2 separate regions of the Mus musculus genome follow, and region 2 is linked to region 1. Evidence: chromatin contacts called from ENCODE POLR2A ChIA-PET data. All regions are on one chromosome and are shown on one strand. Each heading gives the region's core, a stretch centred on a gene start or an enhancer-like site at or near the end of the contact. The rest is flanking DNA. Distances are from core to core; before and after follow the strand shown.

What was found. ChIA-PET counts read pairs that join two places held with the same protein, here RNA polymerase II (POLR2A).
Region 2: POLR2A ChIA-PET joins it to region 1 with 10 read pairs in Patski. The contact joins the promoter of Prkd2 here to the promoter of Slc1a5 in region 1. POLR2A ChIA-PET finds 5 or more read pairs at or near these places in 3 of 5 experiments (Patski and embryonic stem cell).

The regions. Positions count from the first base shown.
Region 1 is chr7:16,780,077-16,782,613 of GRCm38, forward strand. It overlaps Slc1a5 (solute carrier family 1 (neutral amino acid transporter), member 5), which reads left to right and starts at 1,270. Exons shown (of 9, transcript NM_009201.2): 1 at 1,270-2,399. The coding sequence starts at 1,825.
Region 2 is chr7:16,841,634-16,844,170 of GRCm38, forward strand. It overlaps Prkd2 (protein kinase D2), which reads left to right and starts at 1,269. Exons shown (of 19, transcript NM_001252458.1): 1 at 1,269-1,400; 2 at 1,849-2,230. The coding sequence starts at 1,991.

The DNA.
Region 1 (2,537 bases), core at 20-2,519:
TGGCCCAGGCTGGTCATGACCTTGGAATCCTTCCATAGTTGGGATTGCAGTCCTGAGAGCTGCGGGTGAGCGCCTGGTAGAACAGACTGAGCCCTGTAGCCTCCTTTGCTCCACCTCCAGGCAAGCTCCAGACTTTCCAAAAGAGCCATTCTTCAGGGCGTTTCTCAAGTGGTCAACAGAGTTCAGGAAGGGACTCTTGGCTGTCCTCCTCCTTCAGCCCAGCCTCTCACTACCCTGCTTCACCCTTTGGGAAGCCCCAGACCTTTCTCCCACTGATGAAATCACAAGGAATCCGGGTAGGAGGTTGGGCCAAAGAGCTGGCTGGAACCAGTTTGAGTATTTCTCTTACTAGGGGCAGGCAGTGGGGCAGAACGCTCCTAGCCAATCCTGATCCACAAACTTCAGCCTCATTTTCCCCACCCTACATGTCCCAAAGATTCTGGATTCAGCAGACCTCTTTCCTCCTCCTCTTCCTCCTCCTCCTCCTCCTCCTCTCTAAGTCTGTTATTCTTACAGTTGATGGGTAACAGTGTCTAAACTAAGAATGTTTGTGGTGAACTGGCCATTTAAATATTTTTTGCTACATTTATTTATATATTTGTTTATTTGTGTGTGTTGCATGTGCCATGCTCCTGTGGGGAGGACCCAATCTGTGACTATCTGAGGAAAGAGACTGGGTTGCAGCTCAAGCATGAGGGCCTGAGTTCAAATCCCCCACATTCAATGTTGGGGCCTACTGGCCCCTCCTCCCTCCCTTTCCCCAATTTGTTTCTACAGACTGGGTTTCTTTTTCTTTATGTAGCCCTGGCAGCCCTAGAACTCGCTCTGTAGACCAACCAAGGCTGATCTTGAACTCACAGAGATCTATCTGCCTGCCTCTGCCTCCTGAGAGCAGGGATTAAAGGTGTGTGCCACTCATCTGTCTGCCCTTTCTAGGGGTCCTTCTGTGGAATATCAGATATGATCCACAATTAGATTCTTTTGACCAGTGGTGAGGTGCGTGTGGGTGGGTGTGGGTTGGATAGTTTCCCAACGCCCCGCCCCTTTTGGAGGCTTTGCACCCTTTCTGGCTCGATGCCCTTGCCCCGGCCCCGCCCCTGGCTATGCATTGTTATTCACCCTAGGTTGCCCACTGTGATCTTGGCTCCGCCCCTCGCTCGCCACCTGGCGCCGAATGTTCCATAACCAATCAGCGCTTGCGGGACGGCCTCCGCCTTTTCAAGTCCCGCCCTCCGCTTTTTCAAGTCACGCCCCTCCGCCTTTAATCCTGGTCGCTTCCGTCTAGCAGCCTCAGAGACACGCGGCGCGGCCTGGGAGGTTTCTCCTTGGCGCCACTTTCCATATCCCCCGGGCTGCTTCCTATTTGCATCTGGAAATTTGATTTTTCTCTCCAGAGCCCGAAACGCTCGGTCCACTCCTTCTAGGGCTCCAGTACCCAAGAGTCCGAGAGCCAGGCGTCCTAATCCTGGGATCTCGGTCTCCCGGAGCAAGGCATCCCGGATCTATGCCACTTGGGTTGAGCTTCCTGAAGACCTCAGCTACCTGAGTTTCCTTACTCCTTCAGGGAGTCAAAGAACCCTCTGAAGAGCTGTTCCCTACTCCAACAAGGCGCTCTCAACTCCCAGTTTTCGGGGATTCGACATCACCAGGAAAAATAAAGGGATCTCCGCATACAGCTCAGGGAGCCTAGGACCCTCCAGTTTCCGAGATCCGGTGGACGCATAACTTCAAGGACCGCTGCAAAGTTTCAGCCTCCATTCTCGGTCCTAAGGACGTCACACCTAGTCTCCAGGCTCACAAGGAACCTCCCTGTTACGGCTCAGCATGGCAGTGGATCCCCCTAAGGCTGACCCCAAAGGGGTAGTAGCGGTGGATTCCACCGCGAACGGTGGCCCCGCGCTGGGATCCAGAGAGGACCAGAGTGCGAAAGCAGGTGGTTGCTGCGGTTCCCGTGACCGGGTGCGCCGCTGCATTCGCGCCAACCTGCTGGTGCTGCTCACGGTGGCTGCGGTGGTGGCTGGCGTGGGGCTGGGGCTGGGGGTCTCGGCGGCGGGCGGTGCTGACGCGCTGGGTCCCGCGCGCTTGACCGCTTTCGCCTTCCCGGGAGAGCTGCTGCTGCGTCTGCTGAAGATGATCATCCTGCCGCTCGTGGTGTGCAGCCTGATCGGAGGTGCAGCCAGCTTGGACCCTAGCGCGCTCGGTCGTGTGGGCGCCTGGGCGCTGCTCTTTTTCCTGGTCACCACACTGCTCGCGTCGGCGCTCGGCGTGGGTTTGGCCCTGGCGCTGAAGCCGGGCGCCGCCGTTACCGCCATCACCTCCATCAACGACTCTGTTGTAGACCCCTGTGCCCGCAGTGCACCAACCAAAGAGGTGCTGGATTCCTTTCTAGATCTCGTGAGGTACGTTCCCGCCAGGCAGTGGGGTGGTTAGGGGCCAGTGCAAGCGTGCAATCTTTCTGCTTTACCCCCTCTGAGTACAGGGATTACCCGTGTGTGCCGCCACTAGTCACCAAGGTTGAGTCCTCCAGATTGAGTCAT
Region 2 (2,537 bases), core at 19-2,518, 62 kb after region 1:
GAGCTCCACGTGGCCTTGCCTCCCCCTGTCCCTCTTTGCAACTTCCCCAGGTGGTAGTTTGGGTTTTCACTCCAGCCTCAGACTTCCTTCCCCAGCCTCTGCCCCCGGATGTGGTGACAGCCAGCACTGTACCCACCTCAGCTGCCCCCAGCAGCGCTGAACCAGTAAGGGGGGGCCCTTGTGGACAAGTTGCTGCTCTCTTAAAGCTCCAGCTACCTGGATGTGAAAACTAATTGGTAGCCACTGCCTGACTACTGGAGTAAAAGTCAGAACGGCTCTTGATGGAGTTAGAGTTGACTACACAGACTCACAGGCTCTCAGTTGATGTTAGCTTTTTAGATTTCCTGTTATTGCACTACTGTTTATTTCAGAGAAGGGTGGAGGTCAGGACAACCCACAGTAGCTCAGCTGGTTCTCCTTTGACTATGTGAGTGTACAGGATTGAACTCAGGCCAGTGAGCTTGGCTTCAAATGCCTTTCCCCACCTGGCCATCTCACCAGCCACATGTTGGATGATTCCGTTAACACACCCACCCAGACACCCCTGGATGTTTTCAGTGCCTTCCCTTTCCTCTGCAAAATCAAAGGCAGCCACATCAACTCAACTTTAGCAGTGTCCAGGCACCACCTGTATTTCGGCCTCATGACAGAAAAACTAAGGCTCACAGTGGAGAAGTCACACAGCCAGAAAGATGTCGGCACTTGGTCTCACAGGAGGTCTATCAAGTGGTGGTGTCCTTTGTCATGCCACCTTGGTTGGAGGGACAGGCTTTGTACCCTCAACTCTCTGGAGAGAAACCTGAAATTAAGCTCTCTTGTGCATCCTAAGGCCTCCTCGACTTCCCACCTTATATACTGGGCTTTTGAGCTGGGGACGCGCGCTTTTGTGTGTGTGTGTGTGTGTGTGTGTGTGTGTGTGTGTGTGTGTGTGTGTGTGTGTGTGTGTGTGTTGGGGGCAGGTTGAGTAGCAGAAACTGTAAAGCCACCGGACTTGACAACGATTTCCGACCCTTTCCCTGCGGTGGGCGCCGGATGCGTGCCAGTCTGACAGCTCACTCCTTCAATGACAAAGCGCCTGCCCCTCTCGCGTGCCGCGGTGAACTGCGGCGAAAAGTCAACTTTCCAGGCTGGACTGTGCAGAGGAAACGCTGACCCTTCCGCCCTCCTACCCCCAGCCACCAAATTCCCCCCAACTCCCTGGTGCGGGGTCCCGCCTTCCCCTTCCGTCCCAGTAAGGCCCGCCCTGTGATGTCACGGTGCCCTGCTTTGATTGGCCAGCTGTGCCATCGCTCCTGAGACTTCCTTCTGGGCCGCCGCTGCCGACTTAAACTTTGAAGGGGGAAAAATAGAGCTACCCGCGCTGTGCGACCCTCCCTTGTCCCCGACCCGCCCCGCCTTCGGTAACGCTCCCTCCTCCGCCGCCCCTGATCCAACTTTCCTCCGACTTTCACGACCTGTGAGAGTCTCTTCTTTCAGCCCTGGCCCTGGCAACCCCTCCTCATCCCCGAGCCAGTCGGGTTCCTACGATCCACTAGATCCCTGGTCAGACTCCCGTTTTCTACCCCCAAGGCAGAGCATCTTCAGGCCTGCCCTGACTTTGGTCCTGCCGTCAAACCCACCGGATCCTGGCATTCCCTCTGCTTTGCTCTCAGCCTTCTTTCTCCAGGGGCCTTGGATCGCAGTGTCTTTTGATTCCAGGGACCCTGCCCTACCCGACTTTCTTTCCTGGTTTCTTCCAACCTTCCAATCTCTGGGTACCCTTCCCCAAACCACTGTTTTTCTTTCTGAACTCTGCTCTCTTGACTCCCGGCGTGTGACCCACTAGATGCCTTTTCTCTCATTGCCCAGGATCCCGCCATCCTCGCGTCTCTCAACCTGACAGATTTCTCTCTCAAATGCCTGCGTTCTTACCACCACCGCAAGAGAGCTCTCGGATCTAGGTCCCAGGGTCCTTGGTGAGCTTTGGGCGGCAGATCTGGATCTGGCCCCCATGGCCGCCGCCCCCTCCCATCCCGCAGGACTCCCCGGCTCTCCGGGGCCCGGGTCTCCTCCGCCCCCCGGTGGCTTGGATCTCCAGTCGCCGCCACCTCTGCTGCCTCAGATCCCGGCTCCGGGTTCGGGGGTCTCCTTCCATATCCAGATCGGATTGACCCGAGAGTTCGTGCTGTTGCCGGCTGCCTCAGAGTTGGCTCATGTGAAGCAACTAGCCTGTTCTATCGTGGACCAGAAGGTGAGGGCATAGGGGGCTCTCATGATAAAGGAGGAGGCTTTGGAGGTGGCCTGAGATTGTTGGGAGGCCAGAGAGGGGCCTAGGTGACAGACGAGGAGGGGCACTACACCCTAGTCGTGTCCTCACTCCACCACCGGTTTCAGAGAGGCCCGGATAGGGGTGGGGTGCCCAGAGGCCTCCCCAAATTGCCTGTCGCTGCTTGTTGTTTTCTGCAGCGAGCAGGGAGGAAGGGAGGGGCCTACCAGGTGTGGAGTTGGGAGGAAGGGGCAAGTGGGAGCAGCTGATCAGGAAGAGCTCTTCTGATGGG